Linked DNA regions of Homo sapiens: region 2 is linked to region 1. Evidence: chromatin loops called from intact Hi-C (ENCODE). Cell type or tissue: endothelial cell of umbilical vein. All regions are shown on one strand. Links, peaks and the distances in the headings refer to the core of each region. The heading gives the core; the rest is flanking DNA. Region 1 holds the start of LOC101928351 (a long non-coding RNA gene). Region 2 overlaps IQCJ-SCHIP1 (IQCJ-SCHIP1 readthrough).

Region 1 (8,343 bases), core at 1-8,000:
TATCCATGTGGTATACATTCCAAGACCCCTAGCGGATGCCTGAAACTGAAGATAGTACTGAACCTTATACATACCATGTTTTTCCCATACGTACATATCTGTGATAAAGTTTAATTTATAACTTAGGCACAGTAAGAGATTAACAACAATAACAGGTAATAAAATAGAACAATTATAACAATATACTGTAGTAACAGTCATGTGAATGTGGTCTCTCTCTCAAAATAGCTTAATATTTTCACACCACAGTTGACCGATGGTAACTGAAACTAAGGAAAATGAGACTGCAGATAAGGGTAGGAAGCCCACATTTAGAGAGCAAGGGGATGCAAAGGAGACATAGTCAACAAAGTGAGAAGAGAATGAAAACTAACACAGTGAGAAGTGACAAGAAGAGAGGGAACGCTGACAGAGCCTAGTTTCTTCAAATACTGCAGGGACGCGGAGGAGAAAAACAACCAGAAGCCATTAATTTGGACTATTAGGAAGTCACGAGTTATGCCAAGGGAATAATTTCAGTAGTCGTGTGTTAGGGGTGGAAGCTGGGTGGTTGTGGCTAAGAAGTTGAGGGTCTGAGTTGAGAGTTTGTGAACAAGCTTGTTAATAAATCAGAGCATTAGGCTGGTAGCTTGGAGAGGTTGCCAATGTAGCTGATGTTTAAGATGTGGGAGACCCAAATGTCTAGGTGGGCAGCAGGAAAGGAGCCAGCAAAGGGAGAAACTGATGATGGTGAATAGAAAATAAGGGCCAGGTGCTAGAAGAACTGGGTCAGGAGTGTCTGGCAGGCATTCATTCAGTCTTGGGACTGAAGATATGGTGAGTAAAGTTACAAATTAATGTCGAGTAAAGAGGAAGTTGTGGTGGCGATAGGGGAAGATACAGGAGCACAGATGGCTGGGTGGCCTTGATCTGGTCCCTAAAGCTGCTTGGTTGGAGCTGCTGCAGGTTAAAACCCCTAGGGCAAGGATGTGGAATCAGAGGCTGCACCAGTAAGAAATCTCTTTCCAAGAGATTTTGTAGGGGCTTTGTTGTATTATTTGACAACAGTCAATTCTGCTACAGATGAACAAGAAAAAGAAGATGGATGAAACTCATAAACGTGTGTTAAGTATAGATAATGACTATGTAGTAGCTTATAAGACACAGGTGAAATGTATGTGTTACATTTAGATAATGAGTAAGTAAACAGACATACAATCATTCCCCCTTATCTATGGTTTCGCTTTTCAAGGTTTTAGTTACCTGTAGTCAACCATGGTTTGAAACTATTAAATGGAAAATTCCAGAAATAAACAATTCATAAGTTTTAAATTCTGTGCCATTCTTCTGATGAACCCTCGTGCCATCCTACCCAGGATGTGAATCCTCTCTTTGTCCAGCATATCCACACTGTGGACACTCTACACCCAGGAGTCACTAAGTAGCTGGCTCAGTATCAGTTTGACTGTCTTGGTATCATAATGCTTGTATTCAAGTAACCCTTACTTTACTTAATAACGACCTCAAAATGCAAGAGCCATGATGCTGGCATATTGTTATAATTATTCTATTTTATGATTAGTTATTGTGAATCTCTTACTGTACCTAATTTATAAATTAAACTTTATAATAGGTATGTATAGGAAAAAACCATAATATATTGGGTTTGGGACTATCCACGGTTTCAGGCATCCTCCGAGGGTCCTGGAAAGTATCCCTGGCAGGCCAAGGGGGAGACTACTGTAGTCAGAATTCATGAGATGTGTTAAATATCAATAAGTAAGTTAGTAGCAGATTTGTTAAGCCTAGATCAAGTGTGTAGGTGCCAAGCATAGAAAGGGATGAAAAGACTAAAGAACCGCCTAATATTCATGACACACTAAATCATCTGAGCCACATGAGGCCCTCATTCATTAGATTTTATGTTGATTTCCCATTGATGACACCCATTCTGGTCCAATGTGTCCTCTGCCCAAGAAATGTAAATGCAATCCCCAGCTTCTCATCAGGCTAAGAGGCAAGCTACAGAGGAAGCCAGAGGGAATTGGCTCTGTCTCTTACAAAGCAAGTTGTGTGTCACTGGCAGATACCTTGTGTCTAAGTGGAACAGGAATCCTTTCTCAAACCTCAACTGTGGTTCATAACCATATCCTCAACAGGAAAGGCTGTTGTGGCAGAGAGGCTGGACATATAAATATTGTGTAACTCAAGGTCCTGCCATACTCCTGTGCCATATCCTAAGTAGTCAGCTCATCCCATCTCTTTCCCTTGCTTCTTGCCTTGCATTTTAAATAGAGGTAAAGAACTGTGTGATCTGAACATCTTAATTTGGCCTGTGACTTCTGGGATAGAATGTCTGGTAGTGTACTTGCAGGCTACTATTGCGTCAAGGTCATTTCCCACACTATAGATGTGGAACAGAGCCCCAGAAGAGGACAGCTGGTGTCAGGATACTTCTCCACTTCCAACAATACTCTGAGGCCCAAAAATAGAAAGTAAGGGAAGAATAAAAATGAGACAGGTTATAATTTTTTAGCCTTATAATTATAAATAAGAAATTTACCTGAGAGTCTTATAACCTATGTAAATTAATTTACTCAGAAGTTTGGACTATTCTGACCTTGGTTATGCTTATGTTTATTATTTCACATTATATGAAAAAAATAGTTTCCTGAGAAAATTATTAGTGTGAATCACTAATTGGTTGTCACTTTTTCTTCTATTTTCTTAAATACTAGAATTTGCTTTTAAAATGAAAATCAATATGAAAACCAACATGCAAAACAATCAAATGTTTCTATCAGGATAAAATTATTCTGAGTTCAAATCTATATTCATGTGTCTCTCAATGAGAACATGATGCTGTTTGTGATACAAAAAAAGAGAAAGCAGAATTTATAGATGTCAGTTATAATCTTATTCCAGATATAGCTTTACATAGAACTAAATGTAAAGCTACATCTGGAATAAGATTTTGTTTGGTTGTGCCACATCGAAAGAATCCTGTTTCACACAAGTAAGTAGTTGTAAATGGTAATGGTTCTTTTAATGGATTATGTTGCAATCTCTGCGTATTCTTCATTAAACATGTCCAGAATCTTAAAAGCAAAGTAGCAAGAAACTTATTCAAAATTGGTTTACTAACAATATATAGCAATTACTCATATTTCTGATTATAAACAAGATAAGACAGAGTACCCAAACTTACAATAGGTCATTAATCTATAACAGTACCTTCTCATTTGATATATTGGGTGTTTGCTTGTCATTGCACAACCGACTGTTAGGCTTGATGAGAGACTGTGCCAAACAGATGTGCCTGATCCTAACCTGGCACTGAACCAAGCTGGGCCTCTGGGCAACTTGCGTAATTTTATTGCTTGGGCATGCACAGGCATGAATTTTTTAGAAAGGCCAGTACAGAGCTACCACCTTCATGGTCAATGACACATATTTATAAGTTCGTTGATTTTGAGGACTGTGAAAGACTACTTCACCTGGCAGGATAAATTAAATATGCTGACGTCGAAAAATTGGGTTGAGAGAAATACTTTGCACAGATTATGAGGGAATTAAATCATTACAGTTTGGGCTGAAACGTTATATTCTTCTTACCACAGCTTTACAGGACTTTTCTCCAAAGTCCCATAGACTATCTCATTTGTAGTTGTATTCTGAATTATTTTCACATTTCACAACTCTTTAATTTCCAGTTTGATTTTTTTTGGGGGGCTTGGGGATGAGATGTTTAGCCGCTCATATAATAGGTACAAATTAATCTCTAAAAATATCTCCAGCAACCCTGGGTTTCTACAGACACAGTTTGAAATGTAATACATTAGGCAATGCTATAGCAGGCAGCCTCCCTTTGCCTCTAGAATAATGAGATGGTTTTATATTTCAATAGAATCTGCCAGAGTACTTGTTTATTGGACACAATCCTATTATTTTTCCCATAGTATTTTATGCCCAACAGTAACTGAAATTCACATGCTGTAGAAAAACAGCAACTGACGGATAGGTAAATCTGGGTGAAGTCTACATCGTTTCGTCCCCAATTTATGTCAACATTTAAAGACCATCTCTTTTACTCTCTGTTTTCCAGCATTTGGAGTCAGAGAACGCAGTGGCAGAAAAAGTGAAAAGTAGTATAAATTTGCCAGGGCTAAGGCAAGACTTTCCAAATAAAAATAAGTTGGGTTGTCATGTCAAGAAGGGCTAAGCTCAAACTAACACAAAGTTTGTGTGCATGCGTGTATGTGTGTAGGGGAATAAGGGTCATGCTTCCCCTTTATCATTCCAGGTATCTTAGCAGCACAGATAGCCTTGCCTACCAATACAAATGCATTTTGCTAAAGCAGTACATGGAATCTCTGACAATAAAAAAGCTTTTCAATGCTCCGAGGCGATAGTGGCTGATTAAAACCAGGTTAATAGAGTACTGGGGAAGAGAACAGACCGTGATGTTGAAGAAAGGTGCCCTCTAGTGGACTATTGTGTTTTTTAATCTGTTTGGGATAGTATTATGAAAAAAAAATGTCAAAAGTACGATACATTTTCTCATTAACATTTCAATAATACCTTTAATAACTGTAATATAAATACATAAATCTTCAGCTACATTGGTATGTATGTGTATGTGTGTGTATATATACATATATATACGTATATATATACGTATATATACGTATATATATACGTATATATACGTATATATATACGTATATATGTATATATATATGTATATATATATATAAAGGTTACACTAATGCTAATTCATCCAAAGTTGCAATCTAGGCCATCTTTGATGGTTCTAGAGTTGATAAAATTTTGGATCAAATCAAAGACCTGGTTCTGGACTTGACTGCACTTCTTATTAGGTGTGTTTCCTTGGGCTACTGCTTCATAGCTGTCAGCCTCTATTTCCTAATCTACAATATGAATTGAGTTATAAACTGCCCCTGCCGCCCACTTTCAGGCTGTCAGATGGCTGTCTTTTTATATCAATTTCATTTTATATCATGAGTTTTCCACATCAGCAATACAATATAACAATAATATATTATATATAGCATTGGGTGAGTCAACAAAAAAAAATTAGATTTCAATTGAAGGTCTTCCTTATAGAAATTTAATGAGAGTAAAGGTGATGAGTTTGTTTTTTCTTTTTACATTGATCATGGACATTTCAAAAACTAAACACACTAGATCATGAGTTCATTATGAAAATTGAATTTACTATGAAAATCAGAGTTACTATTTAAAAAAATATTTCCAGCGTTTCTATTTTCTTTTTTTTTTTTTTTGAGACGGAGTCTCGCTCTGTCGCCCAAGCCGGACTGCGGACTGCAGTGGCGCAATCTCGGCTCACTGCAAGCTCCGCTTCCCGGGTTCACGCCATTCTCCTGCCTCAGCCTCCCGAGTAGCTGGGACTACAGGCGCCCGCCACCGTGCCCGGCTAATTTTTTGTATTTTTAGTAGAGACGGGGTTTCACTTTGTTAGCCAGGATGGTCTCGATCTCCTGACCTCATGATCCACCCGCCTCGGCCTCCCAAAGTGCTGGGATTACAGGCTTCTATTTTCAAAAAAATTATTTTGTAGGATAACGTAAAATAGTAATGAAAAGAATTTACATAGCATACCTTTTCTGAAAATGTGTTTTCCTGGTATGTCACTGAACACAGGACAGAAACATAAAATTTATGACTAAACTGTTAACATCATCTCTAAGGAGCTATTAAATTTGTCAAGGGTCCCTAAATCTTTTTTCTTTTTTAAATACAGAGGTAGTGCTGAAATGCTATTGCTATTAGTTATAATGAAATTTCGTACTAAAGAGTTTCCTTAGGTCTGTTCTCTGACCAGCTTTTCTAGGGCGAGTTAAGCAGCGACATGGACTGTTCGTACATCCTTTCTCATTTTCATTCTCTCAGAAGAAATATTCAAATTATTTTAGTCATCTGAATAGTAGAAGAAACACTATTCTAAAAAGTTTTCTGAAGTAAAAGAAAAATGTCACAAAAACATTTGAGTTACTTAACTTGCTTTGTCCTAAAGCTATTGAATTAAGAAAGTTTCTCATCTTTTAGAAGTAAATTATTTCAGAATTATAAAGGTACTGATCAGGAAATTATGCTACTCCCAACACATGACACCAGGTAAACTCATTCTCAATGAGAAGGGTTAAACCATCAGTCACAGAAGATTCATACGCAGTAAAATCAATCTGCACATTAATCCCAACTCTTCTAAAACCCTCCAATTTAAACCAGTTTTCCCTGGTGAATAGCAAAGAGAGTCTCTTTCAGACACATAAGTTGGGCCCACAAAGTGTTCACTTGTTGAAAGTGCTGGGGCTTTTTTATTATTTACTAAGAAGGTCAAGATAGAAATGAGCAGTCCTTCTGAGTTTCAGCATCTTAGATAAACCTACCTACCTCATTCCAACATCTCTCTTCTCCCCTTATCTGAGATGATGCTAAGGGACTTTAGGGTTGGTTTGTTTTCACTCTTGACTTTCAATCAAATTTTTAAAATCTAGGAAAATGAACACCATCTACCATGCCCAAATATCCACACTTGCTTTCTTCTCATGGCCTCTGATTTCCAGCGTTAACTGTGAGGAAGAGCAACTGGCTGAAGAAGTACAAATTTGCATGGCAGATGTCAGTGGAAACTTGTACTGATGGTTTAAGCTACTTGGGCTATGTTTTGAGGTTTTTAAAATCAAATTTATTTTCCAAAGGACAGACGGGATTTCTGCAGCAGAACTGTCACTACAACTGAAGCCATCAGAACTTTGACCCTAATTTCAGATGGCACAAATTTAGCCCCACTCACTCACCCGGCTGCCCCTGATTCGATCATTTTGATGGTTTCATGCTCCTTGATTTAGTTCCCAAAGTGATACAAAAAATTAAGGGCTTGCCCTCCATTAAACCTTACCCTTTGTGAATTAAAAATACTTCTAAAAACATAATCAGATTTTGTCACATCTTGGTTTCAAACTCCTCGGTTTTCCACAACATTTAGGATAAAATCCTAAATCTCTAATGCTGTTATCCAGCATTATGTTATTGGCCCTGATCTACCCTCCTGACTTCTTTGCACCTCTCAAAATCTTGCTCACACAGCTCTAGGCACACTGGTGGCCTTTGAGTTTTCTGGAAAAGCCAAGCTCGTGCCTGCAACTGTCTCAGGGCCCTCACACAAGCTGTTTCTCAACCTGTAAGCCCTCTGCCTTCACCTGAGTCACCTCTCTTGCTTAAAGTTGGAGGTTTTTCCTTAGCCCCCTGTCTAAATAAGGTCCTGCTTTAAATTCACTTAGCATACTGTTTTTTTTTCCCTCTAATTTGTGGGATTTGTAACGTTGATTTGCTCCACTAGATTGTATGCTCCGTGAGAGAGCAAGGGCCATATGTATCACGTCAACCATTGCCCATCTAGCATCTGGCACAGTGCCAGGCATATAGTAGGTGTCCAAAAAATATTGGAATGAATGAAATTCTCGAGAAGTTCTCTCACTTTAGGGCCTTGGGATCGAGGGCAGGAGTGTGCCTGTGACCAGCTGTCATTAGTTCTATTGACTACCTGTGGGAAAGCTGGTCAAGTGGCCACTTGCTCACCTCAAGACAATGAATGAAGCTTTCCTGGATGCTAAGTGACTGCCACCTTGTGAGCTAAGCCTGGCAAGACCTTTGGGCTACACTTCCCTCCTCACTGTGAGCTGTGGCTTGGGCAGGCTCAAAGGGGCCCACTCACTCTGCAGATGTGCCTCAGGGACATGGATGACTCTGCCAGCTGCACTTGAGGGCAAAATAATCATTTACAGCTTCCCAGGTAAGGCTAACACTTACTCAACTGCAGTAACTAGATGCCCCCAATTTAATAAAAATTAGTTAAGAAGAAAAAAAAGCCTAGTTTTTTTCCTTTTCTCAATTTGTCACCTTATGTGATAAATCTTTAGTTCCAGAAATAGCCCAGCAAAACAAATAACTTAATATTGCCAACTTGTACACTTCAAAAAAGTCTATTGATAAGTGTAAAAAGTCAGAATTCTTATATCTAAAGAATAATAAAGTATCACAATTAGTTTTCTAATCAGAGAATAGAAGGCAAAATGGCCAGTAGGAAGACAAACTGGGTTTTTGAAAGACATACTTTTAAATTTGCCTGTCTACTATGGGGGTTTAGGTGAGAGAAAAAAAGTAAATTAAAAAGAAAAGAAAAAAAGAGCATATTTGTTTTCTTAGAGGAAAACAAACAAATACAAATGACAGTTAAAACCAAGAAACAACCTACAATTTAGGCTGTCGCTTTCCAAAAAGTATTCTAATGTTTGAAGAAGAAATTGTGGATGTGGT
Region 2 (8,343 bases), core at 344-8,343, 560 kb after region 1:
TGTAGAGACTGCTAAGGAAGATTTATTATGTTACTATGGATGAATGAATCAGTGATCAATTAACTGTCAATTTTGCATATCGTTCTGAACTCACGCAATGTTTAATATTAGCAGTCCTTTTGAAAAAATTTTAAATCCCCAAACCAGAACAACATGTTTATTTTTAAACCTATCAAGAAAAATTACCCTCAAACCATGATGTTAAAAGGATAATTTGGGAAAAGGAATCTATATTATCAGCCAATATTTAGAGACATAAAAGGGAGAGGATGTTTGTGGTATAAAGATACTATTTTATATAAAAATAGATTTATGCATACTGTCATATATGTTTATATATTATATAATTTGTAAAACTTTGGAAAATGAAATACTCTCTCAGGCTCTGGTTTGAAAGAAGAGGAATGTATCTACTTCTAAGTAAATACTAAGAAGTCTTCTCTTTTTATATATGGTTAATATATTCTCAGAACCAAAATTTGGAACAAATAGACAAAGAATTTGTGCTATTTGGGGGTCTGAAAGGAAGGATGAAAGATAATGTTTGGGTACTAAAACATTAGAATTCATGAGACCTAAATTTATAACAGCTGAGCTTAATACTGTAACCTGTCCCTGACCTGGAAAATCTAGGTTATTAAATTATTAAGTAGCACAAAGCTTACATTCGCTATAGTTTGTTTTTTGTTTTTGTTGTTGTTGTTGTTGTTTTTGAGACGGAGTCTTGCTCTGTCACCCAGGCTGGAGTGCAGTGGCACAATCTCGGCTCACTTGCAGGCTCTGCCTCCCGGGTTCAAGCAATTCTCCTGCCTCAGCCTCCCAGGTAGCTGGGATTACAGGCGCACACCATCATGCTCAGCTAATTTTTGTATTTTTAGTAGAGACAGGGTTTCACCATGTTGGTCAGGATGGTCTCGACCTCCTGACCTCAGGTGTTCTGCCCACTTCAGCCTCCCAAAGTGCTGGGATTACAGGCATGAGCCACCACACCCGGCCCATATTCTCTATAGTTTTAAATATCTCAAAATTGTATTAGAAGGGGTCCCAGAAATCCTCTTTCAGGGCTGAGTTTTCCCCCAACCAAGTGTGACTTTGTAACAAGACTTTCTCCCTAATTAGTCACCAGAGTTTTCTTGATGTATTTAAAGCCTGGAGGTTGTAAATCTGAAAAGGGCAATAAAGCTTGAGGATAATGAAGCAGTTTGAATGTTGGTGAATACGCCGCGTTCAACAGCAAGGGTAAGACTGACTTTTAGAAGTATATTTGGAAAGGTTTGGTGGGTCATCTGGCTAGCTGTTGAATATCCAGACACTCTTGCTAAATGCCGGGACACTTAAGCAGTGCTGTTAACCTAAGCATCCCACAGCCTTCACGCCAGAAGTAACACTCAGGTGTTACTTCACACCTGAGGTAACAGTCTTCAGCTGGTCCAAATCGGTGGTTTTGACCCTGCTCAGGACTATAATTCCTCTTGACTAGGAATGAAGTAAGGTCTGCTGGTAGAAGTTGGGCAGCTGCAGGAATGGCACTTAATTCTGCTTTCCCCAGTGTCCTAAGAATCTGCCTGTTCCTTATTCATCAGGTCTTGGAAGGAAGGAGAGCGATCTATGCTTGCTTTTACTCTGAGTGTGGGGGTGGTCTCTCAGAGAAGGTCTACCCATTTAGATGCAAAAGGACTCAGTTCATCTTCAGAACTGGAAAATCAATCTTTAGTAAGAGCAACACTAAAATAAATGCTTAATTTATTACCTTCGTAATGTACAGTTCCAATATATATATTCATATTCATTCTGGGGCATGAGTTGATTCTCATGGATTCACTTGGGGAATCACAAACAAGTACTGTGCCCCTCAATCAGTGTCAAGTTAAAAATTCCATCTCTGCTCTCCACAGTTTTTCCACAGCATTTTGAATAAACTCACTGAACGTTTTCAAGAGCAGATTCAAAATCAACTAATATTTAGTGAGAGCCTTCAGAGTCCCAGGTTCTGTGCTGTAGTTTACATGCGTAGTGCCGTTTAACCTTCACAGCAATCCCAATCCATTTCTGAGGTGGGTATTATTTCCAGTTTCAGATGAGGAATGTCCTCTCAAATGATATATCTTGGACACATAGAAATAGTGGCAGAGCTGCTATTGTAAGTCACATCCTCCTACCCAGGCAGCGCCTCATTCCATGAGCCACAGTGCCCCCTATAGGCCAGATCATAATAATATGGGAACCAATGGGAGAGAGAGGCGTGACCGCAAAGCAAGGCCCAAGCAGGAGGAAACAATTCTAAGCCAAAAGAGATTGAGAATGTCTCTAAATAATCCCAAAGATTTTTCCGGACTTATTTGTAAGGTCATGCTAATAATTTCTGAAAAGGTCATCAATCTTGGAGTTTAGAAAATACCATGCTATAGTTTCTTTCCATGATAATCCTATTAGACAAGCTACAGATCTCTGGGAGCTGGAAACGAAAAGCGTTAAATATTTTATGATATGAAATTGATTAATAAAAAATACACAGGGCATTTCCTACTGTTGTCCTTTGTGCAATAACTAATATTTTTTAAGGAGAGAAGATTACTCTTTTTAAAAATCATTTTGATATCCACAAGCTCCATTCCCTAACAGTTGCTATTCAAAATTCCTATTTCTAAAACAAATTTTTCTGTTACCACATGATACATTGCAGTGTAAGGGCACTTAATATGCAAATTGCTAACATAACTTAATATTATCTTCCCTTCTGTTGCTCTTTAATTTGGCATTGAACAGCTGAGGTTTGAGGTTTTAATCAAGGAGCATTGAATGAAGCAATTTATAAAATCAAATGAGGGTTTTAAAAATATTGTTTCATTCACTGTTTGTAACTACCAAATTGTAAAGCAGTCTTAGAAATGCATGAACTGATTGCTTGACCGTGTCTAAATGCAGCCTTCTTTTCAAGTAATATAGTGGAAGAATAAAATATGGAGCTCCAACCCAATGGGTGGCCCAAGAAAAGGTAGTTATCTCTTTAAGTCTCTTTTTCATCACCTGTAAAATGGAGATAATAATAGTGTCTTTCTTTGTATGATCATTGATAGGATTAAACAAGATAATAGCAGAGTGCCTGGCACATAACAAGTGCTCAGCTTTTATTAAGATAATGAATTTGAGCACTCATACTTAAACGTTACTTTTGTTATATATTTTAAGGCAGAAATGTTCAAAGAACCACATTAACCACTAGGCCTAGCCAAAACAATCAGAGCAGAAGCATGCAAAAGCATCATTATCAGCTCCACACAGGAACTCAACCAGATTAGTGAGCTGATTTCCTGTGTAGTGCATGCCTGGGGTAGATAGTTGAGATAGGCAATAATTGCAGTTATGGGCGTGGGGCTGCAGAGCAGCTGGCAATGTCCAGAAGTTAGGTAAGGGCTTGTTGGCCTCCATTAAGGTTGTGTTAGAGGTTAGTAGAAGGAAGGAAGGGACTTGGGACAAGACAGTCAGTTGATCAGATATGAGAAGATAGAAAATTGTCTAGGCAGTAACAGCAATAGATTAAACCCAGAGAAAGAGGGCTGAGGTTCAACAACCTGGAAAAGATCAAGCAAGAGGCAGGGCATAAAGAACTCCCCAGGGACACAGCTCACTGACAACATTTGACTTGGACTGAAGGCTTTTAACACAGAAGTTCCAAATGGACTCATGGTTGTTAGAGGAAGCTCATTTCTTGATGACAGGCTTAGTCAGTGTAGGCCAGGGATCATCCTATTCCCTCCATAAACTTGAGGTCCATTCACTGGAGGGTGAGAAAACCAAGTCTTTCTATCTGGGGCTCCTTGAGAGTATGTATGAACCCAGTGGGTCTGGCAAGCTGGTCAAGGTAGAGAAGAATCACCTTCCTTCCACCAGGCAACTTGTCCCCAGGTGACTGCAACCTCCAAGAGATGTAAGGATGAATCTTCCCAACAGGGGCCCTGGCAAACTGATGATCACAGCAGATAAAACAAGCTTAGCTCACTAAACTCCAAACAACTACATATAAAGTTTTCTTTTAAACTGTGACTTGGATATTTTACCTAAGTGACAAACCAGAGACTTGGAAGCATCCCAACATCTTATATTTTCATATTTTATTTTTTACATTTAATGTCACATCACTGTCATTATCAATATTTAAGTCATTGTTATAATCAATAACTTCTATTAGAATTCTGGGCAGGGCCTGCTTGCTTTCTGACAGCTAATTCTTTTTGAAAATCTGTTCTGATTCTAATTCTTTTTTTTTTGTTTTCCCCTCTGTCATCCAGGCTGGAGTGCAGTGGCGCAATCTCGGCTCACTGCAACCTCTGCCTCCTGGGTTTCAAGCCGTTCATTCTCCTGCCTCAGTCTTCCAAGTAGCTGGGATTACAGGTGCATGCCACCACACCCAGCTAATTTTTGTATTTTTGGTAGAGACAGGGTTTCGCTATGTTAGCTAGGCTGATCTCAAACTCCTGACCTCAAGCGATCTGCCCACCTCAGCCTCCCAAAGTGCTGGGATTACAGGCATTGATTCTCACTTTTTATAGGCAATCATGGGTGAGCCAGACTGCCATTCACTGAATACAGTCATCCTCAGCACATGAGCACAGAGCTAAAGGATGATGATATGGTGGGGCTACAGGATGCACCCCCAATTCAGTCTGATATACCTTATGGGAGAACAAATTTCTGGGAACATTTGAGGGAGGAAATATCTTCTACTAAAAACCAACAAGGAATCAGGAGGCTAAGCTAAATTAAATAAAGTAGAACTGTTAGTGAAGCTGTGCAGAGATATAAATGAAGTTGATGACTCATGAACAGGGAAGAACATGCATTTATGCACAAAACACTTATGCTAGAATCGAAGCAGTACAGCCGTACAAATATAAAACAAACATATATTCTCATAGGAGTCCAATAAAACCGAAAGGTTAAGCACCCTAAAGCAACACTAAAACTTTTAGATATCACTGGATTCAGCAGCAATTGAGAATTGTCGTGAATTGGGGCTGTGAGAAGGTACAAAAAAAGTAAATCCAAACATTTAACTCACAAAGTGATTTCTAATATTGAGTTTCCATCATTCAAATAAAATCCAAAAGTCATCTAATTTGCACTTTCTATTGGCATTTACAGCAAAGACATCTTAAACATTCAATTCTCACTTTAGTTTTTACCTCACAAATCATGAGTTAGACACAAACGAGAAGCCCTGGCATTTTCCAGTGTAGTTCACGAGTGCCCTCTAGTGATAGTGAGGTCAGTTAGGATAAGCCATTCCCCTAAATAATTGTTTTAAAAAGTGAAGATTCACTAAATGTTCAATTTCTGCTGTCAATTAAAAATGGATCTTCTGCCACTTTTATTTGCACTGCTATAAACTCAACTTATTCTCTCTCTTTAAATCCATATCTAGGCAAAACCATTTATTGAAGAATATGCAATGCAACCATCTGAAAACATTTCAAATACAGTAACTTTTACCTGATCCCAAAAAGAATACATTGCGTTGAGTGTTGGGAAACCTTTTTACCACAGAATAAACATGATAACCAAAAGTAAAAGAAAAATTTTTGGAAGTAATATACTTGTGTAATTACTTCATTTCTCTAACTTTTCAGCATTTCAGTGACTGGTTACAAATTATCACAATGCTTAAATCCACAAAATCCTGGTTCATAAATCCCTCATCACTGATTTCTTCCCACTTTTGGTGTTTTTTAAAAATAAAGACTTCCAGCAGATTCCCTTATTCCTTAACTCTCTATCTCAGATTTCTTAAACTGGTGGCCTGTAGGTCAATTGTGGTCTGTAGGCATGCTTACTTTACCTTTTAAATTTTCTTACTGGCTGCTAACACTTAAAAATGCAGATTTCTGACATGTCCTGAAGAAAGAAAATCACATTTGGCCATGCCTGCCTGTATCGCCACATGGTGTCACATTGTCAGGAGCCAAGTGCGCTGCCCTTCAGGTGAGGTCTATGTTCTCCGTGTAGCCAGGGGCACAGCTCAGCCACCTCAGTCATGAGGGTGACTTACCTGGCCCCTGGAGACATTTAAGTTGCAACCCCTGAGTGTGTGACCACTTTCAATTCTTCTGGTAAAAGTTCTCTTTCTACTCCTTATAACCAATCTTATCTTCTATCATATTAGCACCACACAATAAAAGAAACACACAGCACATACTAAAAGAAATATGCTATTATAAAGAAAAGCAAAAAAGATACCTCCATAATAGAGAAATGAGAACACATAAATGCAATCTATTTTCTCCAGACTTGATAAAGTTCACTTTGTGCTTATGAATTGTGTCTTTATTTTGAGGTGACAAAACTCTCACCATGGGTTCCTGGGTAGCAAATAAGCTACATAGATCTTCACTGTCACAAACCACCTGCTCACATCCCAAGATTTCTCTCTTAGAACCAAAGTCTAGGCTTTCAGTTGAATGTCAAGTCAGGACATAGAAAAAGAAACATGACACTCACGGGTGTGCTGCTGTCGGAGAAGGTGTTCATGCTGACAGAGCTGCTCAGCTTCTCTGAGGAGACAGAGGGTGGGGACGGGCTCCTCTTCCCCAGGGGCTCCTGCCGCTGCAGGTACTCTCGCCATGCTCGCTGAATGCTGAAAAAACAAAACAAAACAAAAAACAGCACACACATGATTACTGTTGGATCATGGTCCACAGACTCAGAAACTCACAAGGAGTCTGAAGGAATTGGCTTTGGTGCCAAGGGAAGTAGAACATACAGAATGTGATGTAGTGAATCAGGAGACCTGAACTTTAACTTCAATCCAGCCATGGAGACTGTCTCCCTACCTTACTGGTTTGACTTTCACAGACTTGACTGCACTCAACCGGCCTAAAAGAGTCAACTTAATAATAAAATTCATCAGTCAAAACAAACTAGTTTGCACAGGTAAATGTACTTTGATTTATGAGACAACAAATTCTTTCAATTTTTCATCTTATATTTTAGATGAGAATAATAAATAGGCTGACTACTACTGCATGCACTCAATGTGTGATTTTTGAGGGGCCATTCTGTGCCAGGGTCAGCTGTAGACTCTGAACAGGGACTCTGCCGTGCACAGCTCCAGAGCAGTCCTTTGCATGACTGCAAGGTGAAGGTGTCAGTGATGTGCAGCACAGTCTGCATGGCCAAATGCAGTGGCCCTGCTGTGGGGCACAAGGCAGGCGAGAGCACCACATCATGGGTTTTATATACTGTGGAAGGGAATAGGAAATGGACAAAGATTATAAATAAAGAAATGGACAAAGATTATTCAAGTGTTACGTACTACTCAGAGAATTAATGTAATGTCATTAGGCAGCTATTTCAGGTTTCGCCTAAGGAAGTTATTTTCTGTGATTAGTATCAGAAAAAATAAATTATCTTCTGCTCAGGATAACGGAAACCTCTTCTTAATATAAGCTAAGTGATTCCCCCATGGACTGTGTATTAGTCCGTTTTCATGCTGCTATGAAGAAATACCCGAGACTGGGTAATTTATTAAGAAAAGAGGTTTAATTGACTCACAGTTCTGCATGGCTGGGGAGGTCTCAGGAAACTTACAATCATGGCAGAAGGCACCTCTTCTGAGTAAAGGGGGAAGCCCCATGTAAAAGCACCAGACCTCCTGAGAACTCACTATCAACAGAACGGCATGGGGGAAATTGCCCCATGATTCAATTGTCTACATCTGGTCACACCCTTGACATGTGGGGATCATTACAATTCAAGGTGAGATTTGGGTAGGGACACAGAGCCAAATCATATCAGACTGGCTTGTGATCTTTGAGATTAACATCTCGATTTTCATAGGGGGGGTCACTGAACACAGTCTAACCTCTTCTGGGAGTTAACAGTTCATGCGGACTAGTTGTTAGGATTCAGCCTTTTAAAATAGTTTAAGATAGCTGTATTAATTCTATCACTATCTCTTCTAAACTCCTGGAAGCATCTGATCTCTGTAATTCTTTCACACACAACCTATGTCATTAAAGTTGTTTCTGAATCAACAAACTTATTTATTCTCATTTGGCTGGAATAGTTCAAAGATCATCAATTCTCAATGGTCACAGCATATAAATAACAAAAAAAATGTGACCACATTATTGAATCTGTATGTTTTCCCTAATTTATTAAAGGTCTGGGAATTACAATGCTCAAGGAAAAGTCCATCAACTGTAGTGAAAACAATACTTTTGGGTCAGTAGCCAATTCCCTGAAGCTAGGAAACTTAAGCTTTAGGGGTTCTTACTTAAAGGCCAGGAGCCTCTTCCAAGATCCTGATGAGGGGCTCTTCATGATTTGTATAGAATTGTAAAAATA

Evidence for each region. Peaks named below come from ENCODE experiments on the same cell type or tissue, not always from the same donor. Only the 100,000 strongest peaks of a DNase experiment are listed, where the experiment ranks them.
Region 2: a loop joins it to region 1, with 7 times the contacts of the local background. A loop is called at or near these places in 10 of 110 quality-filtered maps.

Annotation. Positions count from the first base shown.
Region 1 is chr3:159,824,754-159,833,096 of GRCh38, reverse strand. The region is part of intron 4 of IQCJ-SCHIP1 (IQCJ-SCHIP1 readthrough); the gene reads right to left. All of the region lies in intron 2 of SCHIP1 (schwannomin interacting protein 1), which reads right to left. LOC101928351 (a long non-coding RNA gene) reads left to right here and starts at 5,272. Exons shown (of 4, transcript XR_007096144.1): 1 at 5,272-8,343. In endothelial cell of umbilical vein, for the core only: a CTCF peak has its summit at 4,452 (motif pointing left); DNase peaks (open chromatin) are centred at 3,306 and 4,396; H3K27ac peaks cover 876 bases.
Region 2 is chr3:159,260,836-159,269,178 of GRCh38, reverse strand. It overlaps IQCJ-SCHIP1 (IQCJ-SCHIP1 readthrough), which reads right to left. Exons shown (of 10, transcript NM_001414413.1): 4 at 6,496-6,631. IQCJ (IQ motif containing J) reads right to left here. Exons shown (of 4, transcript NM_001042706.3): 4 at 5,432-6,631. The coding sequence ends at 6,448. Among named protein-coding and RNA genes, the nearest start is that of SCHIP1, 8.2 kb to the left of the region's middle. In endothelial cell of umbilical vein, for the core only: CTCF peaks have their summits at 1,996, 2,200 (motif pointing left) and 5,253 (motif pointing left); a DNase peak (open chromatin) is centred at 5,228; H3K27me3 peaks cover 571 bases.